2 separate regions of the Homo sapiens genome follow, and region 1 is linked to region 2. A link is an interaction called in ENCODE POLR2A ChIA-PET data of the cell type or tissue named here. Cell type or tissue: A673. All regions are shown on one strand. Region 1 has its middle 38 kb from the start of WEE1. Region 2 overlaps LYVE1 (lymphatic vessel endothelial hyaluronan receptor 1).

What was found. Peaks named below come from ENCODE experiments on the same cell type or tissue, not always from the same donor. Only the 100,000 strongest peaks of a DNase experiment are listed, where the experiment ranks them.
Region 1: POLR2A ChIA-PET joins it to region 2 with 11 read pairs; 1 of 35 experiments calls an interaction of 5 or more read pairs at or near these places.

What each region holds. Positions count from the first base shown.
Region 1 is chr11:9,534,135-9,536,634 of GRCh38, reverse strand. No RefSeq gene overlaps it. Among named protein-coding and RNA genes, the nearest start is that of WEE1, 38 kb to the left of the region's middle. In A673, a CTCF peak has its summit at 1,358 (motif pointing left); a DNase peak (open chromatin) is centred at 1,344.
Region 2 is chr11:10,559,503-10,562,002 of GRCh38, reverse strand. LYVE1 (lymphatic vessel endothelial hyaluronan receptor 1) reads left to right here. Exons shown (of 6, transcript NM_006691.4): 4 at 1,203-1,508; 5 at 2,109-2,187. The region is part of intron 1 of IRAG1-AS1 (IRAG1 antisense RNA 1); the gene reads right to left. Among named protein-coding and RNA genes, the nearest start is that of LYVE1, 7.9 kb to the left of the region's middle. In A673, no CTCF peak of the experiment used is centred here; no DNase peak of the experiment used is centred here; H3K27ac peaks cover 1,084 bases.

The sequences.
Region 1 (2,500 bases), 1.0 Mb after region 2:
TTATTAGACTTGGGTCCAAGGGCAGGGCAGCAATGGGGCTTCTATCCCAAGTTCTTGGACAAGAATTTGGCATTTATCCTATAAGTTTGGCATTTATTCCAAAATTTCTTGTCCAAGAACTTGGGATAGAATCTATTGACAGCCTATTGTCTCCAGTCATGGTTGACACTGGAGCCCTGGACAGGGCTCTGCCTGTGGATGAGCAAGTGACTTTCCCTGTGGGGATGAAGGAAGGTGACCATGTAGACCTTCTCCTAAGACTGTAGAAGGCATGCAGAACGGCAAATACGGCAGCAGCCTGGCCTCACCTTAAGACTGGGTTTAAGAGTGTGGAATGGGCCGGGTGCAGTGGCTCATGCCTGTAATCCCAGCACTTTGGGAGGCCGAGGCAGGTGGATCACCTGAGGTCAGGAGTTCGAGACAGCCTAGCCAACATGGTGAAACCCTGTCTCTACTAAAAATACAAAAAATTAGGGGGTCATGGTGGCAGGCGCCTATAGTCCTAGCTACTCAGGAGGCTGAGGCAGGAGAATCGCTTGAACCCAGGAGGCGGAGGTTGCAGTGAGCCGAGATCGTGCCACTGTACTCCAGCCTGGGCAACAGGAGCGAAACTCCATCTCAAAAACAAACAGAAAAAAAAAAAAAGACCGGGACTGGTGGCTCATGCCTGTAATCCCAGCACTTTGGGAGGCTGAGGCAGGTGGATCACCTGAGGTCAGGAGTTCAAGACCAGCCTGGCCAACACGGTGAAGCCCCATCTCTACGAATAATACAAAAATTAGCTGGGCGTGGTGGCACATGCCTGTATTCCCAGCTACTCAGGAGGCTGAGGCAGGAGAATTGCTGGAACCTGGGAGGCAGAGGTTACAGTGAGCCGAGATCGTGCCACTGCACTTCCAGCCTGGGCAACACAGCGAGACTCCATCTCAAAAACAAAACAAAGAGTGTGGAATGTTGCTAGGAATGAGTGGCTGGGGCCGGAGACTCCTTAGGCCTGGCAGAGATTTGCCCTGGAAGTGCCTGTGTGAGAATGATTAGTTCTCAGCACCTTCTTGTCACAGGATTGCAACTGGCGTCTCAGGAAGCCAAATCTGAGCTACTCCTGGAAGTATCATCTTGGTCAACACTGGCTATAAAACCAAAAGAGGCTGCCAGATTGTGCAAGGAGACAAAACTAGTCTGGTGAGGGCATTTCCTCTTTAGTGATGTCCCAATGGCCTGAGGCTGTCAGGGTTCTTCTCATCACTTGCCTTGTTTTGACTGCCCCCATCAAGGCACAGCTGGCTCATTTGTCCCAGAAGGAAATGGTGAAGCAAGCAGATGGATTGCTCCCTGGACCTCCACAGCGCCTCCTGCTGGTGGTGGACCCCAAGGCCCACCATCCTGCCTTTAATTCATTAACCAGCTGCTTTTCTTTTTGGCTTTGAAATACCCAAAGGTTCCACCAGCTTTCCAACAGTGAAGCCCACCTTTGTAAAAAAAAAAAGAAGCGCTCCCATTTTTCTGTTGCCCCTGCTTTTTCGGTTAAAAGAACATGAAGCAATTTCAGGATATTAGAAAAGCCCTAAGGCAGTGGGGAAACATGCCTAATGAGTTTTAGCTGAATAAAACATCAGGTGAGTGTGGGAGCTGCCCTCAAGCGGGACCTACTGTGCTCCTAGGGCCCTCATCAGCACAAAAGCCCTGTCACTGGCTTGGAGTAAAGATTTCCTATTTAAAAAGATAAGCCAAACCCCTTGGGGCAGCAGAGATTTTTTTTTTTTTTTTTTTTACCACTTTGGGTTTTCTTTAGAATTTGCAGAATTTGTGTGAAGGGCACTGGCACTGAGTCTGCACCCAGATTAGAGCTGTTTTCCACATCCCTTTCCTAGGCTGGGGGGCTTTGGGGCAGATTAGTGATTAGGCTTGTGGGGGGCTTCTGTGTGCTGTGACCTGTGCGTGCCAGGGAACCCCTGCAGCAGTGAGGCAAAGTGGGAAGAAATCTGGAATTGACATTAGAGCTGGAATCTCATTTTCTTTCATCTTGTAAACCAAAACATGACCATGGCAGATCTCAACTGATTCAAAGTTTATTTTGCCAAGGCTGAGGACGTGCCTGGGAAAAAGAAACCCAAGTCACAATACGATCTGTGACCCGTGTTTTTCCAAAGAGGATTTGGGGAACTTCAATATTTCAAGAGGTGTAAACCAAAAAGTATCTGAGATAGGTAACAATTAATTTAGAAATTTATGTTGCCAGCGTTAAGGACGTGCACTTGGGAGACAGGTCTGTGCCTTTCTCCAAATATGGTTTTGAGGGCTTCAATATTTAAAAGTGGGAAAAGCAGGCTGGAGGGGAAAGACGGAGGGTATGGTCACATGACTGAATCCACATGTTGCAAGAGAAAAGGAGCAGGTAGGGGAATAGTCAATTATATATTCATCTTTGTAGCAGCTAAGGTGAACATAGAGTAGCTCTGTGGAGATACTTAACTTTTTATCTGTAGCTACTTGCTTAGGA
Region 2 (2,500 bases):
CCAGAGATAATTTTATTTTATTATTTTATTTTTATTATACTTTAAGTTCTGGGATACACGTGCAAAATGTGCAGGTTTGTTACATAGGTATACATGTGCCATGGTGGTTTGCTGCACCCATCAACCCGTCACCTACGTTAGGTATTTCTTCTAATGCTATCCCTCTGCTAGCCCACCCCCCAACCCCAGCTGATGCTACCCACTGCCACAAATAATTAGGGACTTAAAATAGATGCAAATTTATATTATAATATATTGCATGGCTCTGCCATTTACTAGCTCTGTGACTTTGGGCGAGTTATTCAATTTCTCTAAACTTCAGTTTCCTCCTGTGTAAACAAGGGTTTAGTAATATTGTTCAATGAGATACCTATTTAAACACTTACTGCCATGGTCAACTCAGATTAAGATGCTTTAACAAGTGTTTCCTCTCTAGCACATGCAACAGATTGGAAAGCAAACCCTTATCCCTCTCCTGGTCCCTTTTTGTTCACTTCTTTTTTTAATGAGCCCAGAAATATCAGGTCTTAGCATATCTTTGTCCTGAAGTGACACCACATGTGTATATTTGGTCTTCCAATCTATACTTTCCTTCCTTTCCCTTTTCCTTCCTTCCCTATTCATCAAATAGTTATTGAGCATGTGCTATGTACCACACACAGTGCTCATACCATGCTGACCAAGACAGACGGGGTTTCTGCTGCCAGAGAGCTTGCAGTCCAGTGGGGAACAGTGTAATGAGAACTGTGACAAGGAAGTACAAGAACATATGCCAATCAAGTCAACAAGTCTGCCTGAGAAAGACAGGGTCAATCTGAGACCTGAGGGATGAGTCAGAGTAAGCTAAATAAAGAGAGGCAAAGAGTCATAAAGGTGAATAAAGCATCGTGGTGCAAGGCTTGGATGTAAGATAAAGTGTATCAAGGAATTTCAAGTAATTTCAGTATGGCAGGGGCAATGAGAGAAAAAGAGCAGATGAGGCTGGCATGTTAGCAGGGGCCAAATCACAGAAGGCCTTGTAGGCCATACAACAAAGATAGCCACTGAAGGCTTCTAAGGAAGAAAGTGATATGGTTAGATTTGCTTTTTAAAGACCATTCCAGCTGCGGTATAAGGGGTTTGGAGGTAGTAAGACTAGAGGCAAGAAGAACAGTTAGGAGGCTGTTGCAATACTTTTATTCCATGTTTCCCTATCCCAACAGATACTTGGACTAACTCGTGCATTCCAGAAATTATCACCACCAAAGATCCCATATTCAACACTCAAACTGCAACACAAACAACAGAATTTATTGTCAGTGACAGTACCTACTCGGTGGCATCCCCTTACTCTACAATACCTGCCCCTACTACTACTCCTCCTGCTCCAGCTTCCACTTCTATTCCACGGAGAAAAAAATTGATTTGTGTCACAGAAGTTTTTATGGAAACTAGCACCATGTCTACAGAAACTGAACCATTTGTTGAAAATAAAGCAGCATTCAAGAATGAAGCTGCTGGGTTTGGAGGTAAATGGTTTCTGTGTCTATGTTACGTGTGTATGTATGTTCATGTATAACAGATAATTCATAGAATCCTGCCTGTCTTTAGATGAGGCGCTCAGGACCTGTCAAATACTAATAAAAGCTTAACACAAACTCAACTTTCATGAAGTCATAGAATCTGAGAGCTGTAAAGAACCTTAGTGATTAAGCTAAAAAGTGTAAGTATAAAAGAATTTCACTGTTGAAAACTCAAGACTTTTAAAAATAAATCACTATCTGTTCCTATGCATAAGTTCTTTTTAAAATATATACCCTAAAGGCCTATGACTTTATTCTAGTCATCTCTTTCTCAGGCAGGCTTGTTGACTAGAGTAGGTCTCAAGGCCATGGAGGAGAAATGAACTCTGTCATATTGCAACTGATAGAATTGAGAGTGTGAGAAGCAAGGCCAATGATTCTACAAGCATGAAGCAAAGAAGCTGGTGTGGGCCCAATATCATAAAGGGCTACAGAGAAGGTTTTTCTCCTGTACTGTCTACTGTCTCAATCACCTGGATCATGCAATGAGCATTACACACAATGTTTAAGTGAAGGACCAACAGGCCTTGTCTCTGTTCCTTGCAGGTGTCCCCACGGCTCTGCTAGTGCTTGCTCTCCTCTTCTTTGGTGCTGCAGCTGGTCTTGGATTTTGCTATGTCAAAAGGTAGGGTTGTTGGTGCACTGCTAGTCTTGTAATCTTTGTCATGTTTCTATCCTGTGCTTTTTCAGGGTCACTGTTGGCATTTTGCTGATCAAAATGGAGATAGCAGTCCTCTGATATAAATTTCTCCCTCATCTCATCTCTTTCCCTTCAGCCCAATCTTTTCTATTTCAGGACATGCATGTCGTCCAGCCATCAGTCAATGACTGTCCTTTGAAAATCAAGAAATTAAAAAAAATTGACATCTGGGGAAAATTTATATGCTTTATTTGATTTTTGGTTCTTTGTTTTTGTTGGAAGAGTTATGTGGTCAGCC